Linked DNA regions of Mus musculus: region 2 is linked to region 1. Evidence: chromatin loops called from intact Hi-C (ENCODE). Cell type or tissue: left cerebral cortex. All regions are shown on one strand. Links, peaks and the distances in the headings refer to the core of each region. The heading gives the core; the rest is flanking DNA. Region 1 has its middle 65 kb from the start of Gm30055. Region 2 has its middle 23 kb from the start of Rerg.

Region 1 (12,820 bases), core at 3,095-11,094:
CAGGCAGAACACCCTGCCTGCATAAAATACATGTAACCAACAAAACAATTTAACTAAGCCAGGCAATGGTGGCCTGCACCTTTAATCCCAGCACTCAGGAGGCAGAGGCAGGTAGATCTATATAAGTGTGAAGCCAGCCTGGTCTACAGAGTGAGTTCCAGGACAGCCAAGGCTACACAGAGAAACCCTCTCTCAAAAACAAACAAACAAAAAACCCAAAATCACACAACAACAACAAAATCAATCAGTAATAATTGAGAAAATCATTACTGAAAGGAAAATCCAAATTGTAAACTTTCAGATCTAAAAAACTCAAAAAACTCCAGCAATAAAATATTTGAAGATACTAGTAACATAATCGTTAAAATCAAGTTGATGAAAGACAGTGATAAGGAAAAAAATGTAAAAGATGCGGAGGGAGCCGAGATACTCATTACCTACAGAGAAACAAGGGTGGGACCGGGAAGCAGCCACCTATTCTGCACGACCGGAGGACATTGGAGTGACATTTTACTTCAATTATTAGAAGGAAAAATGGCTTAGAATGCAAGGTACAGTATTTTTTCATCACTGCCTGGGTTCCAGGGGCAAACCAAGCTTAAGAGGACCACAGACACCCAAAGGCCCTGGGCCCCACTAAGATGAGTAAGGAGAAGAATGATGGGGGGCGGGGAAGAGATGCAAGAGGATGTGTGCACAGTGAAGAGAGGCGGGACTGGAGACTCCAGGGTAGCTGGAACGGCCTGATGTGAGTAGGTGGCAGTGCCAACCCAAGGCCATTCATTGTGAGGCCCTGGCCCGTGCTGCCTCCAAGGGCTATGTCTGGGTCCTTGTCCCTACAGCAAAGGTCATGTGGATACCCCTCGTCTGGGCTGAGGTCATATTGATGTCTGAGCACTCGTAGAGCTGGCCCTCCCCCCATTGCCTGGGCATCTTGAGAGAGTTAGCTCCAAAGACATGATCCTGGAAGAGCTGGTTCTGTCTCTTATCTGTCAATGGTGTGGGCAAGGAAGAGATACCCTTTCCCCACTCTTCACACCTTCAAGGTGCTAATCTCACCCTGTTTATAAAATCCAGGGCCTCAACCCAGGGGAATGGTGCAGCCCTTAAATGATATGGGAAGCTAGGACGTCACATAGCAATTAAGAAGACCAAGACAATCCCTGAATATGTGCCCACAGGTCAACTTGATCTAGCCAAGCCATCATTGAGATTCTGTGAGCAGGTGGTGATTCCTGGTTGTAGCAAATTGAAAATTAAAACTAACCGTCACACCTCCCGTGCTCAGATCTGGGAGGCACAGTGGCAGCTCTTACTCAGAGAGGGCTCTAGATTGGGCATTTGCTGTGAGGCCAGCTGGATGAGACAGACTCCTTGACGTCTGCTTGAAACAAAGAGTCCAAGGCTCCAGATTTTCAGTTTACAGCTTTTTCTGATCTTAAGAAAGTATCCATATTTTATGCTAAGATAATAACTTTACTTAAATCCCGTTCACTGAAAATAACTTTGGTTATTCTATGACAGAGTTGTGTGTGTGTGTGTGTGTGTGTGTGTGTGTGTGTGTGTGTGTGTGTGTGTGTGTGTGTTGTATACATGTGTGTTATGAGAACACTCACTCATGTATGCTAGTTTGGAAGCCAGAAGTTGATGGCGGATATCTTCTATTAAATCCACTTTTTTTTTTTTTTTAAAGACAGGATTTCTCACTGTGATGGTTTGCATATGGTTGGCCCAGGGAGTGCCACTGTAGGGAGGTGTGGCCCTGTTGGAGTAGTGTAGCCTTGTAGGTGTGGCCTTTAAGACCCCCATCCTAGCTGCCTGGGAGCCAGTATTCTGCTAGCAGCCTTCAGATGAAGATGTAGAACTCTCAGCTCTTCCTGCACCATGCCTGCCTGGATGCTGCCATGTTCCTGTCTTGATGACAATGGACTGAACCTCTGACCCTGTAAGCCAGTCCCAAATAATATTGTCTTTATAAGAGTTGTCTTGGTCATGGTGTCTGTTCACAGCAGTAAAACCCTAAGACACTCACAAATGTGGAGCTCTTCATTTTAGTTGCAGCAGCTGGCCAGTGGGCCCCTGGAATCCTCTGGTCTCCATTCCCAATGCTGGTGTCCCACAGGCTGTGACAGTTTGGATGAGGATGCCCCCCACAGGCTCATATGTGTGAATGTCTGGTCCTCAGTTATCGGAACTGTTTGGGAAGGACTGGGAGGTGTGCTCTAGGTAGAGTATGAGTGAGTGGCTTTAATGGGGAAGGTGTGACACTGTGGTGGGATTGGGGTTTCAAAAGCCCAGCAGGGCCCAGTCTCCCTCTCACTCTGCCTGCAATTTACCAATCAGACGTGAGCTCTCAGCTACTCCTCCAACACTGTGGCTGCCTGCCTTCCACCATGCTTCACACTACAATGATGATGGGTTAAGCCTCTGGATCTGTAGCAAGGCCCCAACTAAATGCTTCCTTTTCTGAGTTGTCTTGGTCATGGTGTCTCTTCATGGCAATAGAACAACAACTAAGACAGACCCCTGCGCCCACCTTTTTTTTTGCCACATGAGTACTAGAAAGCCTAACTCTGGTTCTTACACTGGGACAGAGACCATTTTACACACCTAGCCATCTCCTCAATCCTGAGAAAGATTTGGAAGGGTAAAGGTTGTCACTGTAAGCTAGTGAAATTCTTGATGAGACCCATGTGGTGTTCCTCCACAAGAGCCTGTAACATGGTCATAAAAACTTTCATCTTGTCGTTATCTCATCTTCCCGGAGTTTGAGGAGCCAAGGGATTATTGCAAGAAGCAAGTTTTACATGGAGACAAATATAGACTGCTGACTGAATCTATTCCCCGAGCTTCAAAGTCAAACTATGTGCCAGTGACATCCAACTTAAAATTTATGCTCAGAACGTTTGCTGGTAAATTAGCTTTTCGGAATGCTGAATACAATTTCCCTGGAAAACAATACTGTAAATCTCATCTATGTTCCCCCAGTGAGTCTGCCGCGGCATACTTAAGTTATATAGAGCACACTGCTTTTCCTCGGGGTACATATCAGCATCTCAAAAAGATTAAAAATACTTCCAGCATCCCCTCATCTATCCTTCAGTTTCATGCTGACACAATTAGGTCTCCCTTCCTTGAACTCTCTACTGAAAACCTTCATTTGGGAGATGCTTCAGATTGGAAATCTTTGATGACCATGGTTGCTATGTTAAACACAGCTGACTGGTACTATTTCAAATAGCATCGGCAATTAGAGAAAAATATAAGAGATTTATTTATTTATTTATTTATTTATCTTGGAGAAAAGATGCCTAGCTACACAAGGCAAGTGCATCATGATGTAAAACAGACCAAAGGGCCTCACTCATTGCCCAATTCACCAGCATCCTTCAAAGGTCACTTTCTGGGGCTATGTACTGCTACAAAGTAACATTTAAAGAAGCACGGAGAACTCCTGCTCTCAGGAGCCTGAATCAGTCAGGTCTCTGTGAGTTCGAGGCCAGCTGGAACAGCATGATGCGTTTCATACCATCTAGGGCTACATAGAGAGACCCTGCAACCTCCAGAAATTCCCAGTCTCCACATCACGCTGTCATAAGAGAGGTGGGATTACAAGTGTGCAATATCCCACCCAACTTTACATAGGTTCTGTGGATTCAAATTCGGAGTCTTATGCTCACTGCCAGTAATTCCTGTACTGAACCATCCGCCTGGCCTCAGTATTTTTTATGTGTAAGAAGGACAAGATAAAGAGTTATCTCAGCACTAGGAGTACTCGCTGCTCTTATAGAGCACTGGTGGTCAATTCCCAGTATCCATTATAAGCTCACAACTGTCTGTAACTCCACCTCCAAGAGGCTCAGCGTCTTCTTTTCAAAGACTCTCTGACATAGCTTGGATATGGTTTGAGCGGAGCTTAGGTCCCATGGTGGCAATATTGAGAGGTGGTGGCCCTTTAAGAGGAGACATCCAGTGGAAAGTCTTTAGCTTTTCAGGGAATGCACCTGAGTGATTTCATGCATATCTGAGAGAACCCTAATTTCATTCAATGAGCTGTTGGAAAGGTCCCTTGCCTCTACATCTCTTTTCCTGTCTTCCAGGAGATCTCTCTTGCACCCACTTTCTTAGTATTGAACAGATAGAGCCATTCAAACAAGGATTTAGAGTCTCCAAAATGGTTTGCTAAGAAGTTTCCTTTACTTATACCACATCTAGTATCAGATACCCTGAGTTCAGTTTCCGTCAGCCCTATGTAGGTTACTAACTATATGTAACCAGGTAATCTAATGTTCTCTTCTGGTCTCCCCAGGCACCAGTCAACACATGGTACATAGATACATGCAAAGAAAACCAAAACCAACAACTGCAACAAAACCCCACTCATATACATAGTATATTACTTTTAAATAAAATAAATATTTGAAAACCCAGAGTTATAGCTGTAGGTTTTTTAACTATGTCCCCAACCTTCCGTATAGACATGCTTCAACAATGATTGGCAACTTAGGAACAAAATAGCTATAATAAAGAAATCAAGGCACATCACCCATAAATGTGAGGTGTCTGCTACCTAGGCGTAAGATCAGTCTGTGGACGAAACTGTTGTTGTTTCCAAGGGCTAGTGAGACTATGGGACAGTGCACTATAATTAGAGTTACAGTCTATGACGGTGCCGCTTTGAAAGGCTGGAGTGTGTAAACCAGGACGACATGCCACCTGTTGCTTGGCATCTCTAGACTGATTCAGTCGCAAGCAAGGTTTGGCTTAAATCCCTGAGCCCAGCTTCGACCACACAGAGCCAAAACCGCATCTTTTAAAAAATGCGGTTTCAGTTAGTAAAGGCAGCGATTCGCATCCACAGAACTCAAAAGAAAACTATTGTTAAGGCTTTAAAATCTGACATTAACCATTGTTTTTCCTTACCTGAAAGTGGCTTTAATGTAGCTGAATTTGAGCATATTGCTGGGTTGGTTCTGCATCACTCAGAGGTTTGAAATAAGTAGTTTGTCTTGTTTATAGCCTCTTGGTTTTTTTTTCTCATCTGCTTGTCTTAATATAAAATTTTATATTACAATAAAATGCCTGAGTGGAATAATCTATTAAGACAAAAGGATAACTTAGTCCACAGCTCTGGAGATTAAAACATGGCACCTACTATGTTAGCTACATCATACTGGACAGCATCATGGTGGAACTCCAGGAGGAGGGGAAAGACGAGGAGCCAGGCAAACTCGGGGGCTTGGCTTGATCTTTTTAGAGCAACTAGATTTTGGTGAGGACTAATTCACTCCTTGAGACTAGTTTTAGTGTCTTCCAAGGGTGGTGGTATGTATGGCTTGCCTTAGACCGCTCGTGGTAGTACAACAGCTATCATACTGAGGACAGAACTTGAGGAATGTGGATTCTTAGAGAATACACTCACATTATGTCCACGCCACAGAAGTGTTGAACTGTAGCCCAGCCTACCACATGTGTGTTCTTGGAATAACTGCTGATGCAGTGACTCACATGATTCAATTTCAGAGCTGTGAAGCCAAGATGTAGCTCCACAGTGAACACCCATGTCAAAGATAATGGCCTCTGTCTCGCAGGAGGTTAGATGCGGCTCATTAGGGGAAAGTCTATCCCATTGTTCAAGCACTGTGGGCCTTGATGAGCAGAGACAGTTTATGGTTTTAGAGCTTTATTGTAGAAAGGCAGAGAGAAAGAGATAAGGTAGAAAGTGGGAGACCAGCCATGGCCACGTGGAGAGAAGGGGGAAGGGAGGAAGAAAAGGAGGGCTAGGAAAGAAAGAAAAGTGAGAGCTTAAAGAGAGCAAGGAGGGGCCAAGCATCCCCTTTTATAGGAGGCTGGACTATCTTGCTGTTGCCAGGTAACTATGGGGAGGAGCATACCTGGCTATAGTCAGGTAACTGTGTGGGTGGAGTCTAGCCAGAATGCCAGGAGCTTGGGACATTGTCTGAGAGACTTATAGTCACAGAATTATGGAGTTGGGGGCTCTGTGGTGTCAGGCACCTGTCTCTGGGAATGTGGCTCACTGTTCCTTCCCTTGTAGAGTTTTCTACTGGGTCACCAGAGCAAGCCTCATTCAACCAAATCAGGCTGCCTTTCAGTGCCCCACAGGACTTAATTTATTATGACTCGTGTCTTCATGAGACAATCACAACAACCAAAGATTAGATGAACAAATGAAAAACAAGCACGCGGGAATCCAGTGTAAAGATGGTCATTTGTGAGCCAAGGATAGACCAAACCTGATGAATTCTTGCCCTTGATTCATGGTCTCTAGAACTGGGAAAATCCACCCATGTGGTTGAAGCTATCGCATTGGAGTGTTTGCTATGGGGGCATACCAAACTCATGAATGAGCCCTCTGTAATATGACTCTCTCCTCTCCCCCCAGACAAAGCTTTTTCTCAGTCTAAGTGAGATCTGTGCACAGTGTTTCTTTTTATGCTATAACTGAAATCAATTCTCCTTGTGGAAACTCACAGTGATAAATAAAATGTTGACAGATGGAGAAGACTTTCCAAGAATTCTGAGGTGTGAATGAATGCTCATTTGAATATCCTGCAGGGTACAGTGGGGCTTTGTGCACAGTGGGGATCTCGATTGATTTAGCAGCCATGCAACAGTTCCACATAAGATCGTCAGAGGAATGCGTGTGAGCTGTGGGAAGTTCTCATGCAGAGCACAGGGTGTAGCTGAAGTCGGGAGTACACGTGACGTCTTGTCTTCCAGTTCTCAGCTATCTGGGTAAGCCTCAGTGTCATTAGCTTTGCGGCTCTGTTTCCTTCCGTGTTTATACTCACGCCCCTTCCTTAAGAGTAGAAAGTAACTTCAATTATCTATTTGTGGTGTTGTGTGGATACATACTCACACAACAGTCCCTCCCTCTGTGTCTATTGCAGAGGAATTTCCCTTAATTATCTGATTGGCTAAGAAAGATGATAAATCACTTGTCACAAATCACAAATCGCCAGCCAATCACTGGGTGAAAATGAAGAGGCAGGTTTCTGAACAAGACAAGAAGAGGAGGGGAGGAGGAGAGAGACAGGGTTAAAATTTCCACCATCAGTCTGAAGAGATGGCTCAGCTATTTAGAGGCCTTAATGTTCCTACAGAGGACAGGATCGGGTTCCCAGGACCCATGCAGCTGCTTACAAATGCCCATAAGTCTAATTCTAAGGATACCAACCGCACACATGGCACACACACATACATATAAGCAAACGCAAGGACACATAAAAAAATCTTACAAAATCATCACAGGCCTAACACTATCCATCATGTGTTAGCTCTCCAACTGATGCTGAACCCTAAGAAGGATAATTGTAAAGCTGGTCACACTTTGATTTTCCACACACTGTTATCTAATGCCAGTCACATCCACCACAAATTCTTCTCACAGTCTCAAACTATGAAGTCACTTCAGTCTCCTCTTCCCTTTCTGTCCCCATGCCCCCAGTTTGCACACCCATCAAAATAGCCTCTAAGAATAAAAAAATTCTTGAATGGCAGACTTGAGAATAGAGTAAGGTCGCTCAGCATACCAGTTTTTTTAAAAGGTGTGTTCTGTTTTTATTTTTTTGTATGTGTAGGCATGTGTATATGGGAGAGTGTGTGCCACGTGTGTACAGGTTCCCATGTGCACGTAGGAATCCAGAAGAGGGTGTCAGATCCCCAGGCACTGGAAGTTATAGACAGTCATGAGCTGCCTGGCATGAGCGATGGGAACTGAACTCAAGTCTTCTGTAAGGACCCTTAACCTCTGAGCCCTTGCTCCAGCCAGGGGCTGTTTTAATGGCACTGAGACTTTGCTATGGATAGTTCAAGGCCTGGGTATTCACTGCTTCCCCAACAGACATTTGGTGTGTAAATATAAGCAGAAATACTTCTTTTCTCACTCAAAGACCCAGATAACAAATGAATTCTACTTGCCACCTCTAAAATGTCTCTGCATATAACTGATCATATGTTTTTGGAGGATGCTTCTACATCTTATTTATTATGATATTATATTTGTATGGTTGTCTTATGGTCTTTCGTTTTCTTTTATGGAACAGGCCTTCCCTATGTAGCCCAGGCTATGGTCAAATCCTGGTCCCTATGTAGCCCAGGCTATGGTCAAATCCTGGTCCTTCTGCCTCAGCCTCTCATGTGCTGGAATTCTATGCTTGTAACCCCACACCCAACTTGTCTAGCAGTTCTGTAATAAATTTCAGATTATTCCTTTATATACATTAGGGCACAAAAAACTGGAATATTTAAGTTACAGACATCACTGGTTAACAATATAATTTTTTGATACACACGTTTATTGGAAGTATAAGGGTGTGACTATAACTCAACAAAAGCAGACCATGACTAGCAGAGTCATGAAACTAGTCAAGCCAGGAAACTTTCTACCCTCCCCACATCACAGAACATCCTGTTAATAAATAATACTGTTGTAATTGTTTCTGTCTTCCTGACAAAGAGTTGCCGGGGCCCACCCCATTTACACTACAGAAGCCAGTCATAATTTGAAACTCACTTAGCATGATGGTGACCTTTGTTTCAGAGACATAAGCATATTCTGTAAAATGCAAGCTTATAAATGTCTGATCCTCACCCAGGGAAGCCACAGGGTCATCCAGAGGCTTCGCCTTCAGAGTGTCTGTAAGTCACTACCTACTTGATGAAATAAATGCCTATTTTTTGACCCAAAGTTTCAGAAATTATCTGAATTTCAGAAATCAGAAAGAAAATGTTTAGTTGACCTCTTTAATAAAGAAACAGATGTTACTAATTTTTATTATAAAATTATTAAATTTATTAAATCTTATTATATTATTTGGATTATGATTACTTCTTAATTGAATTATTAAACTGTGATTTATACTTGCTAGTACATAAGGGGTCAAATTTACCACCCAGACTTGAAGCACTTGGATACTCCTTTTTTTTTTTTTTCGAGACAGGGTTTCTCAGTGTAGCCCTTGCTGTCCTGGAACTCACTCTGCAGACCAGGCTGGCCTCAAACTCAAAAATTTGCCTGCCTGCCTCTGCCTCCCAAGTGCAGGGTTTAAAGGAAGGCGTGCGCCACCACTGCCTGGCATTTCCTTCACTAAAAAAAAATAGGTATAAAACATGTCTGCCTCAGGCAGCAGGTCGACTCTTGCCATGACGTAACAAATAGACCCGTTCTGCCTTCCTATCAAGGAAAGGGAAGCGCGCGTCTGTTTGCGGCGTACTTTTGCTCTAGGGCCCTGTGAGTTTCAGAGTGGCTTGATTCTTATGGACCCTGCATGGCAAACACAACAACTTGAGTTTGGGTCCCATCATCTCCACAAAAGCCAGGACTGAGGGCTTCTGTGACCCCAGCAGCAGTGGGAGAGGGAGATGAAAGAATCCTTGGATCTCATTGGCCAGCCAGCCTAGCCTAATCGATGAGCTCCGGTTTCTGTGAGAGACCCTGTCTTGAAAACAATAAAGTGGGAGACAGTAGAGGGAGATGCACCAACCTACGACTCTCACACATTTGTACACACACATGAACACACACTCAAGAACACCCCCCCACACACACACACACACACGAATGTCATGAGTTTTTTTTTTTTAATTAAAAATCTATTGCTGTCTGTGATGGTTTGTATATGTTTGACCCAGAGAGCGGCACTATTAGGAGGTGTAGTGTTGTAGTAAATATCCAACCCCAATAAGCCCATGCAAAAAACACACGATTCAGTTCCAATAGTTAAAAGTTGTACGTCTAGATTGGGCAGATCTACCACCTCATTAACCTATTCCCTGGCTATGAGATATCCCTTGCTACTTGCGGCTTCTCCAGGCCATGTGGTTCTTATGGTCCATCCTCCTTCTACCTCCTCATCTCTGATCTTCATCCTCTACTCTCTAGAACCTCCAGCCCCACGTTTCCCTTCCACTGCCCAACCACAGGCTCTAGTCTTTATTTGCCCAGTTAAAATTGGGAAAAGGTTCACATGGAATCTCCTGAGTACATGATGCACCCCTCATTGGGGCAGCCCCTCTTGAAACAGAACTAACATCAGAATACAGGCAGCACCAGAACAACCCACAACTGTGTGGCCTCTTCGGAGTAGGTATGTCACTGTGCGTGTGGGCCTTAATGCCCTTGTCCTGGCTGCCTGGAAGTCAGCCTTCTGCTAGCTGCCTTCGAAACAAGTGGAACTCTCAGCTCTTCCAGCCCCACATCTGCCTGGATGCTGTCATGCTCCTACCTTGATGATACCTCTGAGCCTGTAAGCCAGTCCCAATTAAATGTCATCCTTATAAGAGTTGCCTTGGTCACGGTTTCCGTTCACAGCAGTAAAACCCTAACTGTGACACTGTCTATGTCATTTTCTCTTCTGGAAAGAATCCAAATGTTGATCCAACACAATGCATACATTATGACAGGGCACAGAGCAAAAAACTAACATCAGACCTCTTTAGGGCCTGAACATGACTCCCTGGTGTTACACCAATCACTTCTTAGAACCCAACTCATTTCAAAGCTCTGTCCATTCCACATTACATGCAAGAGTGGAAAGTAGAATTGATCATTTTGTCTAGACTCTGTCAATCAATGTCACCTACCAAAGAGATATCGAGCCTAGAGCACAATGACAACTGAAAGAACAGACAAGGTCACAGTTAAACTGGAGACCTAGTCCTATACAGAACTCACAAATACTGCCCAGCCTTGCCTATGTCTTCTGATTATGTGCCTTGTAGAAATCTGCAAAGCTAACACCTACGTATGCCGAAACTTCAAAGGACATTCTGATTGTAGGAAAAATTTGAATCTTTTCAGGAAAAGAATAGGATAAAAATATCCATATCCCACGCATCTAAATTTAAAACACATTTTGTTTTGTGACAGTGCGAGACACTAAATTTGAAGTACTTTTGCTCCAAGACCTCGGGGTCTTAAAGATTATGATCTCGTTCACTTGGCTTTGGGTGGCTGTCATTCAAACCACTGTGTGCATAACACAATCGCTCATGTAGTTCCAGAACACAGACAAAAGAGACAGCAGCTAACGCCATCTCCTGCAGAGGCTGCTTTCCTCCTGGAAGGACAGAGGCCAGACCCCATGCTAAATCGGGCACCTTCAATGTCTTTAGACAAGAGAAAGAGCAAAAGGCAGATGGAGGTCGACTTTTGTGTTTATTTATGCACATGTTTACTTTGTTACTTTTACAATTGGGTGATGATGGAATATCATAACAGATGCTTCTGGAAACAGAAAGCCAACACTCACGGGAGCCTCGTGAGTGTCATCATAAAGGCTGTGTGTTTCCAGTCCCTTAGTGAGAATTAACATTCTAGACATGCTGGGAAGAGCTTAGAGGGATTAAAGACTGCGTTGGTTGCTTTTGAAAACAAACAAACAAACAAACAAACAAACAAACCAGAAACAGAAAGATGACATGGTTTGCTTACGGCCACCCCTGGTGAGTGGCAGAGCCACAGGTGGACAGTATCTCCTGCCATGTTGTGCTAAGGAGTGAAGGGCATTTTAGGTATTTGAGAACTAAGTGTCCTTGAGATGCTTTTTGTGGAGAGAACTCATCGTTTATCATTATAAAAGCGACTTGGTCTTTGGTTTGAAATGTGAGACTAAGAAGAGGCATGCGTGGAGCTTATTAGAAATCCAGTTTCAGGGCCCAGCAAGGATCAACCTGCAACAAATAAGCCAGGGAGGGAACAATAACAAAATGAATGAAGCACCTAGAAGAATGCAAAAGTGCACTGGATGAAAATTCGTCCATGGAACCTGGGGGAAGGCACTGTCGCTGAGGAATCAGGCACACACCATTCTGAACATTGTGTTCAATGCAAAATGATGGATAAGTCTTATCCATAAAAGCACTACTGAAGAGTCCTGCATGTTGTTCTGTGGCCATGACTGACTCCTGATGCCTGGTTTCCAAGTCCTTGATCTTTTGGTCCAGGTATCAAGTGCTGCTTCTTCAGAGGAACAAAATCAAGCAAAGCACAGAGCAGAGCACAAACTAATCATGAATTTGGCCAGACTCACCGGGAATTTGTCAGCGATGAAAGGCTTCCATACTCAAGCAAGGCAAACACACTCCCATCATAGAATGGATTTCTCTGTGCCCAGAAGCCTTCATGCTTGGCACTCAGGGGCTCAGGTGATTACTACAGGACTCGCTGCTCAGCGGGAAAGCTGATGGAAGATTTTAATCAAGGATCACACAGAGAGCCACCACTACTCAGAGTGCATGGAATAGGTGACTATAAAGTGCTCATCCCTAAAGGGACAGCTGCATCACATTCCCTATGGTTATAATTCTCAACTCTCTCTCTCTCTCTCTCTCTCAATCTCTCTCTCAACTCAAATCTCTCTATATATCTATATATATATCTATATCTATCTATCTATATATGTGTATATATATATATCTTTAAAGATATATAATTGTAAAATAAAATGTGGCTACAGAATCTGCTAAGCAGGGCTCACCGGGGATCACAGAGACTGAAGCAGCAGCAGTCACAGAGTGAGCATAAGTCTATGCTAGGTCCTCTGCATATATTGTGGTTGTTTAGCTTGGGGGTTTTCTGAGACTCCAAACCGTGGGAATGGAAGTGTCTCTGACTCCTTTGCCTGCTCTTGGGACCATTTTCCTCCAAAGGGTTTGCTTCATCTAGCCTTGATAGGATGGTTTGTGTCTAATTTTATGCATCTTTTTATGTAGTATTGATATCTCTGGGAGGCCTGCTCCTTTCTGAAGGGGAGCAGAGGAGCAGTGGATCTGGGAGAGGGGGAGGGGAGGTGAAGAA
Region 2 (12,820 bases), core at 3,162-11,161, 150 kb before region 1:
CAAACTTTATATGCCTCAGTACAGGGGAACACCAGGGCCAAAAAGTGGGAGTGGGTGGGTAGGGGATTGGGGGTGGGTGGGTATGGGGGACTTTTGGTATAGCATTGGAAATGTAAATGAGCTAAATACCTAACAAAAAATGGAAAGAAAAAAAAAAAGAAAAAGTTCTGTTCACAATATAATGTGGGACTCTCTTGCAGCACTTGCTAAGCTCTTGCTTTCCTTTCTATTTCTCATAAAATCACCATCCAAGAGGGTGTTCACAATAAGCTGTTCTGTGCAAAAGTCCACTCTAGATCCCCATAGAATATATATATATATATACACACACACATATATATGTATATATATATATATATACATACACACATATGTGTGTGTATGTGTGTGTGTGTGTGTGTGTGTATTCCAATAGAAAATAGAGATTATGGTTATGAAACATTAAAGATTAAAATGCAATGTGCCTTATATTTGACATATTCAAGGTAAAGATTGAATTGTAATGTTTAATCAACCCTAATTAGAGATACCCAATCTGAAATTTATTCCATTTCTCTTCTTTCCTGTCCCCTTATTTTATTTCATATACTTAAAACTAAGTATACTCAAAAATTAATATATTAAATGTTCTCTCATACCTATGGATATAGCTTCTTCAGAACTGAGCAGAAAAGAAATGACAAATAAATGACGTAATGGCCTTTTACATGTGTGTGAGTTATATTATATATATACATACACACACATATATAATACACACACACACATATATATATATCACACACACACACACACACACACATATATATATCACACACACACACACACACATATATATATACATATATATATATATACATATATATACATACATATTGTTTTCCAAATATTTGTGGTGGATCTACTATGTGCTGACCCATGTTCTAGTTCACAAGAGAACAACAGGGAAGTCCCTGTGCTCGTTAGAATGTGCATTCCTGTGGAATTTTCTGGAATTAAAGAATTAACATTGTTCATGGCCCTACTGTCAGGATTTTTGATGTTGCTGGCCCATGTCACCATTCGGGTGTTTGTAACCTGTGCTGCCACCTGAGGCCATGTGGATGTCCGAGGTCCGTGCTCCTTCCGAGGGCTTTGTCTGGGTCTGTGGTCCTACGGCAGCCAGGGGCTGCGTTTATAGACTGTGCTGTCGCCAGAAACCATGAGGATGTCCATGATCCGTGCTCCCACTGACTGTTAAAGAGCAAGGAGCTAGCTATTCCGCGGTGATGCTGCTGACAGCTGGTGCACAGTTGATTCAGAGGGACACGGAAGGCTTTTGTGCTAACCCCTACCCCACCTCAATGACACCCCTGTCCCGCACCTCCCCCCGCCCCCCCGCAAAGTAACACCTAAATAGGAAGCCATCAAAGAATCAAAGAAAACTCCTTCAAAGTCTGATAAGGATGCCAAAGTGTAGCTCTCCACAATTGATGGTTACTGGGTCGGGGGAGCAGGAGGCGAAGAACTCAGCTCTATTTAAAGGGCAGGTAGCTGAGAGTTTGACCATGATCCAGTTAATATATAGATAACACAAATTGGATTTTTTTTCTATTTCTTTTCCTTTTCTTTTTCTTTTTGGTGGGGAGGGAGGTTACAAGGGAGTTGCAGACATGGAAGGACTGGGAAGTGAACGTGGTCAGGGCGCATGGTGTGAGATCCCCAAAGAATCAATAAAAATACTACATTGGAAGAAGATAAAGAAACCTCCTGTAAGATAATAAATGTCTTCGGATTTTAAGTTGGAACAAAGCTTTGTGATTTTTGAAGGTGAACAAGAACGTGAAAAACAGACTTCCGGTAAAGCGTCTTGTTGATCTCTTCCATTCTGGATTGAGACCATTGCCTTCTAGACACTGAAAGCAATTGAGAGTCGGCCCAGCAGTGAAGAGCGCATGCTCGGTGTACAGGACTGGGGTTGGCTCCCAGCTTTCATCCACACAGGGCACCTCACAACCGCCCAGCTGCTCCGGATCCTGCACCCTCCTTTGGCCCGCAGCGGAGGCTGTGCAGAGAGGGGACACATTGCAGCAGTCCTCGGGACCGTGACTCGCCTCTGCTCAATCCCAGCCTCCCTGCACAGTCTTGCCTCTGCCTCTGAGCTGTGATGCTGAAGGAAGACAGCCCCACAGAGCAGCCCCTTGTGAACACCGCACTGGCTCATAGCGTGAAGAGACTCACAGGATACAACGCAGGACTCAGTGACCGGTGACTTAAGATTACTAGGCATTGTATTGAAAGGTACATCGGTCCCATGTGCCCGTTCCTAATTTTTTTTAAATATAGGAGCTCAGAGAATTATTATCTTTTGTAAGTGGCCCAAATCCCCTAAATTGGTTGCTGTCTGAGCTGGGGCTAAGTTCCTGGTTTCTGAGCCAAGTGTCTTCAATTCTGAATTAATATTTGTTAAGTAGACAGTGAGAAACTTTCCAAGTTTTAAAAACTCCCCACACTAATGTATTTTATATAGAAAGGAAAAAGAGCTGTAGTCATTCAATTTTTAACTCCCCACTAATATTCCTTCCTCTGGGGAGGTGCAAGTGCGAGCAATTCAATGCACATCACAATATCATAATAATTTAAAATAATTGCTAATAAATTTGCAAATAATCTGGGGAAGGGAAAAATATGTCCTGGTGATTTGGGGGTGATTTCAGAGAAGAATCATCCATGACTGGCATAACTGAATGCCAATCTTCCCTGTTTTGAGCTTATCTCTTTCTATGTTAGCTGCCTGCGTGGTCTCTAGGAATGACTGATAAAGGATATGTGATATAAGCTCTTCATAGATGGCATGGAAGTATATTCAAATGTATACTTTGAGCTTATACACAGAAAAACCAGCTCATGGACGCCTGATGCCATTGCAGGATGGTTAATTCTTTGGCACCTGTGTTATCAGAAGTGTTCTAGATGAGATCAGACATGCTGTAAGCAGGCAGGAGGCTCTCTGAGGGCATCATTACCCCCAGAACCTGGATCTGGCTTCATCTCTGCTCCCTGCTCTTTGGGATGTGCATCAAAAGAATTCAGACGAGTCCCACATGGCTTATTGCAGGAGACAGATAAAGTCTAACACATAATAGTCAGAGTGAGAACAGAGGGAGGTCAGGGGAAGCTATGTTGCTAAGGATAAACTTGACAGGACAAATCCCTGCAGAAGTCACAATATCTGTCTACATTGTTAGGTAGGTTTAGACCAGTGGTTTGCCAGAGGGACACTTCCTTACTCGGGAGATCACAGGGTCCACTTGTATCAACACTTAAGGGATGCAGACAAAGGTATGTCTTTGTGGTTTTATAGAAAGATTTCAGCTAGATGGCAATCTTGTGGGCCTGACCAGAGTCAGACCCCACTCTTCTGACCAGAGCTCTATGGTTTTACTTCCTATTTTACAAGCTGCTGATTATGACGGAGATGACCATCCTCAAGAACGTTCAAAACTGCTAATGTATCAATGTCTATCAATATGACAGAAGGGCACCTTTGTCAGTTAATATTTACCTAAACACGGGGTCCTCCCAGCCTTTCTCCTGAAGTACTTTTAACATTGAATGGGAAGGCAGAAAACCAGCCAATGTGACTCAGAGCTGTTTCAAAGACGTCTATCAGACCTTTCCAGGTGGTTGGAATAGGTGCTGGCTTCTGAGAGACGATTTCAACAACAGCGAACAGGGAATGGAGTATTTATTAGACACAGCATAGTCTTTGTTAGGCCAGGTGTCTACCATGTATCGTGTCACGTGACTCTCCCTGGAGCTAAGTAGTTATTATCATCTGTTGTAAGATGGTAGATCTGGAGCTCTGCTGTAGGTTTCCTTGATTGCATGTCCCGTGGACCACTAAGGAAGAGCCCACCGAACTGTCTCTCTACCGTGGAGTTAGCAGTTTGTGCTTCCCTGGCCCTGTAACCTCAATATCGTCTCATCAGCAGACTGTAGAAGACTGAGGGTCGTCTCCTAACTACTTTTACTTTGCCATACAATGCTAAGAGCGCGGGAGAAGGAGACCTGGATGATACCAAAGCAGTGTACTCGGAGAAACCACACGAACACATGGGCGTGCTCACTTCCTTTAGGTGTCTCTGTTTAGGTCCATCACACACAAGACTGTGTGACTGAAGTGCTTAGACATGGATATGAGGTGTATGGTGGTTTGTATGTGCTTGGCCCACTATTTTGTGGCCTTGGAGGAGGTAGCCTTGGAGAAGGTGTGTCACTGTGGATGTTTGGCTTTAAGACCCACTTCCTAGCTGCCTGGAAGTCAGTCTTCTCTTAGAGGCTGGCAGACAAAGCTTCTTCTGCACCAGGCCTGCCTGGATGCTGCCATGCTCCTTCCTTGATGATACTGGACTGGATCTCTGAACCTGTAAGCCAGCCCCAAATGTCCTTATAAGACTTGCCTTGGTCATGGTGTCTGTTCAGAGGCGTAAAACCCTAACTAAGAAGAGGTTACCTGAATCCCTTGCCTGAGATGCTTGGGAACAGATCAGTGTGTTTCAGATTTGATTTTTTTTTTCATATTTAGGGATATTTGCATATGTACAATGAGATCTCTTAGGGAGGTGTGATGGTTAATCTTTGTAGTCTACTAGACCCTCCTAGGAAAAGGGAATCTAAATTGAAGGACGGCCTCCATCAGATTGGCCTCTGAACTTATCTGTAGGGCATTTGCTTGACTACTGATTGACAGACGGGTGCCCAGCCCACTTTTTGTGGCACCACCCTGTGCTGTATAAGAAAGGTCCCTAGATGTGAGCTAACTGGTCAGCAGTGTTCCTCCATCTTTTCTGTTGCTAGTTCCTGCTATCAGTTCCAGCCTTGGCTTCTCCAGATGAGAGACAGATGTAGCCCTCTCCTCCCCGAGCTGCTTTTGATTGTGGCATTTAAGCCAGCAACGGCAAAGCGAACTAGGATGGGAAGATTTCCATTTAAACATCAGATGTATTAGCATTCATGTGCAGACCACACAGGCTGCCTCGAGGCCATTTCACGGGATGGTTTTACTACAGGATCTCTCAGATGAGGGAACATTCTGGACGGTCACCAGAACCTGGTACACCTGCTCACTCTTTTACAGAAATCCAGGAAACTGAAATTGCTAGAAGAGAAGAGGTTCCCAGACTGACCTGAAGAAGACAGAACAGAGTCTCCATCTCAGATCTATAGGACGCAGGAGGGCAGGATGTTGGGGGTTGTGAGTAGCACTCGTAAGAGATGAAAGGGAGGTACTTCCGGTGATGGTGGGCAGGAAGTCCCTGTCTTCAGGGACAGCAGGGCTCTTCATCTTCTTGGGATCTGTCTTTCTTCGTCTTCACTACTGGGAACTTCGCAATGGACTTTGCTTTCCTGCAACTGGTTTATTAGAACCTAAGGAAGGCTTTCAGCTCAGTAAAAAAGAGGGACGCAGAAGGAAGGGAGCCAGGGACAGCTGCCAGTCCACCCCTTAAGCAGCCTTTTTTCAAGGCTCAGACTGTTTTCCACGCAGGTCGTATGGGTTGCAGAGCTAAGTCTGGATCTGAAAGCCGTGCTTCAGAGCTGATGATCTGCATACAGCACCTCTTACCCTGCTTGCCCCAGTGATGTTCAGAACACACTGAGACTGGGAAGCCAGCGACACAGGCAGAGCTCACTGCAGACCTGCAGCGGCCAGAGTGGAGACAAGACATCCTGGACGAGCAGGTGAGGCAGCTGTTGGAATTTTCCAGAATGTGCTAGAGAGAACCAACCTTCAAAAATACTGGTAACAAACTTTTAAAGCAGGCGAGGCTATACATTCCGAAGTGCTTTTACAAACTGTGACAGGGTCCTCAGAGAATTAACATGAGAACAACAAAGAAAGCCTGAAAAGAAATGAAACTCTTAAACAAGTGTGCATGCATGTGCACACACAAACAACTAGCCGGTGACTGACAGCATTTTTCTGCTACATTTTTACTAATACACATATATATGTATGTGTGTGTGTATATATGTATATGTATATGTATATGTATATGTATATGTATATGTATATGTATATGTATATGTATATGTATATGTATATGTATATGTATATGTATATGTATATGTATATGTATATGTATATGTATATGTGTATATATATATATATATATATATATATATATATATATATGAGCTTACTGCTTCTGAAGATCAGCAGAGAGAGACAGAGACATGGTAGATGATAGATAATAGATAGACTGACAGATAGATAGATGATAGATAGTGACATTTTCAAATATATTTGTGTATAGATAGTTGTTGGGGGCATACAATTTATATGAGTAATTTCTAATGTAATCACGGAAGAAATAACTGCCTGACTCCCATGGTGGAAGACTAAAGGCAAAGAAGGAAAGTAATATTCCTAATCAGCATGCATGATAATGCTGAACTCAGTGCTCGAACATTCTATTTTATAAGGCCATAGCACTTGATATGTTAAAGAATAGAATACTATAGAATATATGACTTAATAAATTATTGTTTTTAATCAGTATCAAAGATCAGTTGGGGGCTTCAAAGATGTCTCAGTGGTTAAGAGAGCTCACTGCTCTTGCAGAAAATTCAAGTTCAGTTCGTTCCAAACACCCACATCGGGCTGCTCACAAACACTCATAACTCTTTAATCTCAGTTTTAAATAAAGCTGCTGAAAGCAAGCAAACCAATACTCACCTTCTGAAAAGAAAAAAGTTTTTACCCCTAACTACCACTAGGTGGCACCACAGATGCAGCCCTGGCCAAAAACCTTTCAGGAGTTGGTCTTCAAGTTCCCTCTACCTTCCCCAGAGCTAAGAGATCCATACGCATCGACACAGGCATAGATTTTGTGTGGGATCCAGAACTCTCCAAGAGTTTAGTTCTAGTAAAAATATTTTTAAGAAAGCCAGAACGGTAAAATTAAAATTCGGACAACTCATTTTTTAGCCCCCCAAAGCCATGTCAGCTACATAGAGCTGTTTCTTCCGGGGTCTCTGTTTTACTTTCTGTCTTTCCACTTTCGAAGTTGTGCTGTTTAGATTTATCATTTCAGGTAAAATTCTTTTGAATGTTAAGTTACAATGACAGTTTTAAGACATCTGCCTTATCTGGGATGTTCACAAGCCCAAAACACAGACTTCGCTTTCAATACTCAAACTTGGCACTCTTTCCACAATCCCCTTCCAGACTTTCAAAACCCAGTCTCTCCCTCTGAAACCAACTCCTCACTATGTGTTTGCATCCAGGACTTTTACCTCAGTTATCCAGTCCCTTAAATTAAAAAGGATTTTTTTAAGCCTCATGAATATTGATTTGTGTGTTTGTTTTTGTCTTGTAACTGGAGTGAGTGTAGTCCACACTACAACCAGCCTCAAACTCTTCATGTAGCTGAGGACATAGTTGGGCAAAGCTACTCATCTCAAAGCAGGAAATGAAAAAGAAGAAGACCTGACCCCATTACCCCTTCAAAGAGAGCATAATCAGAAATCTCCACTCAACGGCAGTACCACCAACCAACGGTCCCACACTGGGGGCCGTGGCTGGCACAGGGGCGTTCAAGGGCTGTGATGGTTAATATCATCAACTTGGTTGGAGTTAGAATCACCATGGAAACAAATCTCTGCGCAGTCTGTGATGGATTATCTAGACAGGGTTAATTAGGGTTGGAGGAACCATCTAATGGGTGGGGCTCATGAACTCAACAAAAGAAGAAATTGCTGAGCGCCAGTGATCTCTCTCTGCTTCCGGACTGCCTGCGACAGGACCACCCGCCTCAAGCTCCTCCCACCATGAGTTTCCCACCATTGCAGCCCTGGAGCTAGAGTCGGAGACCCACTAGGGTGAAGTGGGCAGGATTCTATTACGGAACAGAAGACAGAGCTGAGAACAGACCAAACTGCGGTAGAGACCAACACTTGCAGGAGAGACACTCCACTGTCCAAAGAAGACCCGCCTGCTGATGGTTGGCGTTCATGGTTCACAAACGCCTTCCAGTTGATGTTTCTCAGGGTGATGAAATAATTTGTTTGTTCATCTCCAGGAAGCCTGTGGGTGTTTGGTATGTACTAAATTATTGATTGACACTCAGAGGCAAGTTTTAAAGCCAGCATCTTTTCTTCCTGAAGAATCTACTCCCAGTCCACACAGCCAACTGCGATCTCTTATCCACTCCTTCAGCTAACACCCTTTCGATGTTCTTAGGGACAACGGGGGAGGGGGGACTTCATTTCATTTGGCGCTTGGAAAGGAGGACCACCCAAAAAGCCATTACCACCACTCATCATTAGCATACAAACTCAATGTAATGTTTACACCAGAAAGGGCATTTTTCAATGCGTGATGGTTTCGTTCAGTTCTCTGCATCCATTTTTACAGAAAACTAGTTAAGTCTAACTTTTGGCCATAGCCTACAGAAAGATCTCTTGACAGAGCTATATGTGTGCATCCTTGGGTGTTGGGGAATGGTTCTAATGATATTTGTGTTGATTCTGCTTGCAAACTCACACGAGAATCTGTGCGTCCAGACTCTGAGGATCCCTGCCCCCAGTTGGCTCTAAATGGTGAATAAAGTTACTGATAGACAATGTCTGGGCAGGGAGACAGAGGTGGGATTTTAGGATTCCCAGGAAGGGACTGAGACACAGGAACAGGAATTCCTCCATAAGGAGGCTGCAGGAGACCATGTGCAAATAGAGGCAGGAAGGAGAGCCTGCAGGACATATAAGAATCAGGAAAGCAGCCTCAGGGGCCACTCCCTCAATTGGGTCTGGGGTAACAGAGATGAAATATAGATTTTAGAAAGTGATAACTCAGGAATATCAGAGGGGAAAATGTTAGCCACATGGAGTTAGGGAGAAGCCCGGCCGTTGAGCTAGTTAAGGCATATTAAAAATATCACTGCGTGTTTGTGTCTTTGAACATTGGGGCGAGTGGAATCGCGCTGCCCCAGCCTCCAGGAAGTAAAGAGTGGATTACCTCTTCACTCAGGGCTGGAATCTACTCTATTATCTGAGTGGAGTTTGGGGGTAAAGGGGTCGTATGTGTTTCAAAGATAGTCCACTGTATATACTGCTTTGTTTTGATTATTGATGGACATGGAGGGGAGGGAGGGGATGGGCTGCCAGAAGTCCACAGTGAGCTTGAAAGAGCTGAGAGGAAGGTCCTGAGTGGGTGTGTCCAGTCACCTGCTGTGGTATGCAAGCTGTGAAGCTGCAAGCTTACCCCCACTTCTTCAGTGATGACTTTTCAAAAGGATGAAGAGGAAACATAAAACAGTGCTCAGAGATGTTTTAACCCCATAAATGCCGTGGAGCAAACCTCAAGAACATCTCTCTCTCTCTTATCACTCCCCACTTCCAACCCCCAGTTCACCTCTCTCTCCTCTTGTTTTCTTCCACCTTGTCCCTCCCTCCCCCTGCCTCTCCTCCCCCTCCTCCACAATGTCCCTTTCCCCTAATGATCCATTTTGCATTGTTCAGCTGTCTCTTATCTTCCTAATTTCTTCAACTTTGTTTTATCTTGAAGACAGATAAAGCTTTTGTACTCTGTGTGGAAGAGGAAAATAACTTTCATGTTGATTAAAAGGGAGCCCTTGTATTGGTTGAAAGCAAGGCATGTTCTTGTTCGTGGTGGTACATCTTAGAATCAGAAGAACCAACTGAGACAAACGCAGACAATCGTTGTAAAATGGCATTTTCCTTTTGCTTCTTTTTATGGGGTGGGCTTCTGTTCCGCAGAGCACACGTGTAGGTCAGGGGACAGCGTGGAGTGGACAGTCCTCTCCTTCCACCACGTAGGTTCTGGAGCTCAAAGCTCAGGCTTAGTGGTAAGCAGATGTATCCACTGAGCCATCTTGATGGTCCCCCTGCAACTGATTTTAATTAATGTGTCCTTAGCTTTTAATTAACATATGAGGTTCCAACAGATTACATTCAGGAAAAGATGTATAACACCATTATCAAAGCCATTTTTTGTTATTGTTCCTTTAGTAACAGTTCCTCCAACATCACCCGATATATTCATCTTCCTGGTTATTTTTTTTTCTGAAGCAAGATTTCTTATATAAGCTGGAAAGTGCAGAACATAAAAGTATGGGCATGCAATTTCATTAGGCTGTAAGGAAGACTCGGAAGGAGGCAGGGAACACAAAGAATTCACTGAGAATGATGACCCATCGGGCACAAGAGCCATCGAATACGCCATGGCGATAGGGCTGTCATTTTATAGTTCAAGCATCGTTGAGAGTAACACCGTGGAAGACAGCTGTGCTGGCTGTCAGTGTGGTGATGAAGAGGTTGGCCCAGGTGGGTGGGGACAGGAGTGGGTGTGCGGCTGGAGAGGGCGGAAAGAACATCAGTGGGAGGAAGAGTAAATTATCTGTAAGAGAATTAGAGTGGAGTTCAGCCTTGCAGTGCTATCTTCTCCATCATCTTATACAACAACTCTCAGGCAGATGATGTGACAGTGATGTGTCACGTACACATGTCAGTTTGTGGTGGGGATTGGATTGTCTCTCCCCGCTCCCTCCCTCCCTCCCTCCCCCCTCCCTCTCTCCCTCTCTCTCTCTCTCTCTCTCTCTCTCTCTCTCTCTCCTTCTTATTGTATACTTCCTTTCCCTCCTCTCTCATTTGCTTTTTCTTACCTCCCTAGTCTGTCATCATTTTTTATTATTTTTATTTTTATCATTTACGTGTATGTATAATGTGTGCTTAACTCTCTCTCTCAGTGTGTGTGTGTGTGTGTGTGTCTGTATATGTGTGTGTTTGTGTGTGTGTATGTGTGTGTGTCTGTGTGTGTGTGTCTGTATGTGTGTGTGTCTGTGTGTGTGTCTGTGTGTGTGTCCGTGTGTGTGTGTCTGTATGTGTGTATGTGTGTGTCTGTGTGTGTGTGTCTGTGTGTGTGTGTGTGTCTGTGTGTGTGTGTCTGTGTATGTATGTGTGTGTGTATGTGTGTGTATGTGTGTGTGTGTTAGGTGTATGCTGTGCATGTTCCATAGGGCACTGCCCATGGAAGCCAGACAAGGGTACTGGGTCACCAGAAGCTTGAGTTATGGGCAGTGAGTTAGGTACACAGAGAAATGCATGCTGAAGCATCTGATGCTGCCCCCCAATCCTATCCCCAAACATGAAAATCTGGATTCATGCATCACTTGCAAATGTAGCAGAAGATTTGGAGAATGGTCCATAAGCTTCTTAGGACTGTGGCTATGGAAGGAGAGTGGTTTGTGCCATGAAAACAGTGGGGCAGCCACAGTGGGGATCTTGCATCTTGAAGATGTGGAAGCATGTTACAAGAACTGGTCAGTGTCCATTCAGGAGAGTAGTGCTACTACATGTTCACTGCAGTCATGCGGGATGGCCCAGGAAACAGTTACCAAGGAAACGGGGAGATGTCTGCATCCTTGCAAAGAGGTTACAAATCATGCCAGTTGCTATTCTAGACTCCTCTTAGCCTAGGAATGTGAGAGCCAAGGACAGTGAGATCCCAGCACTCTAGCCCAGTGCTTCTGAGCTTTCCTAAGGCTGCCACCCTTTAATACAGTTCCTCATGTTTTGGTGACCCCCCCCCAACCTTAAATCCCCCAAACGAGAGTCACTGCTACTTCATAACTATAATTTTGCTAGTTATGAATCATAATGTAAATACTTGTGTTTTCAAATGGCCTCAGGTAACCCCTGTGAAAGGGTCATTGGATCCCTGCCAAAGGGCTCACAACCTCCAGGTAGAGGACCACTGCTCTAGCTTCCTACCCTTATCCCAAAAAGGTGAGAGCCAAAGACAGCAAGGTTCCAACACTTGAACCTTCACAAACTGCAAGACTTTGAGGCTGGGGAAATCTGGGAGGAACAGAATTAATGGGAAGGTAAAGTGATTAAGACCAGGTCTCGGGTTAACAAGCCCAGCTGATCAGAATGACTGGCACTGTGGGAATCAGGGTGGAATATTGCTCAGAGAGTAGTGGGAAATAGGAGAGCTTGGTCCGGGCTTATACCATGTGAGGCGGAATGCCTTCATAAAACGGCTACAGAATCAGCACCGTAGACGATATGCTGACCCATTGGAGGAAGGTAACCATACATGGTGTATACAAGTGTTCAATGCCATAGTCGATATGCTGAAAAAGGAAGGTAACCATACCATATATGGCATACGTGAGTCTGGAAGTAAAGTTGGAGATGCCCACAAGCCCACAAAATATACTCGAGTGTCCATCACTTAACTCATTTTTGAGCTCAGAAGTGAATCCCAAGCATAACATAAATTGGAATGGTGTGGCAAAGACCTGGATTTAGTAAGCTGCAAGCACAAGGCCATAGGGTACCTTCTGACACCACTGTTTTAAACTCCTCTTCTTTGTTGTCCTTTCTCATTCTCAAATAGGGAAATCCTGTGGTTTTTCGGAACAGTATCAGGCAAACAGAATGGGCTCTTGCTTTCAGATGATTGAAATACTAGGTGATCGTCTTATTTGAAGCCTCCTCTCTCACAGTTTCATGATCTCTTTGTCTTCTGTCATTGTTAGTAACTCCAAGTCCAGTAAGTCTTGACTATATATAGGTGGGGATATATATATATATATATATATATATATATATATATATATATATATATATATATATATATTACTGACTATATATAGTGGGCTATCCACTAGGTTGCGGACAATCTACCAGAGGCCATGTCCCCAAAGGAAAGTGTTCTTTCTTCCTCAGAAGCCATCAGTAGAGTACAGAGTGAGGGCATGACCACTCTGGAACACGTAGCACATAACCGTTAGAACCCCTCAGGATTTCAAGG

The links. Hi-C counts contacts between places; a loop is a spot of excess contacts. Peaks named below come from ENCODE experiments on the same cell type or tissue, not always from the same donor. Only the 100,000 strongest peaks of a DNase experiment are listed, where the experiment ranks them.
Region 2: a loop joins it to region 1, with 2.5 times the contacts of the local background. A loop is called at or near these places in 7 of 42 quality-filtered maps.

Annotation. Positions count from the first base shown.
Region 1 is chr6:137,039,140-137,051,959 of GRCm38, reverse strand. No RefSeq gene overlaps it. Among named protein-coding and RNA genes, the nearest start is that of Gm30055, 65 kb to the right of the region's middle. In left cerebral cortex, for the core only: no CTCF peak of the experiment used is centred there; a DNase peak (open chromatin) is centred at 6,607.
Region 2 is chr6:137,186,223-137,199,042 of GRCm38, reverse strand. No RefSeq gene overlaps it. Among named protein-coding and RNA genes, the nearest start is that of Rerg, 23 kb to the right of the region's middle. In left cerebral cortex, for the core only: a CTCF peak has its summit at 6,758 (motif pointing right); a DNase peak (open chromatin) is centred at 6,764.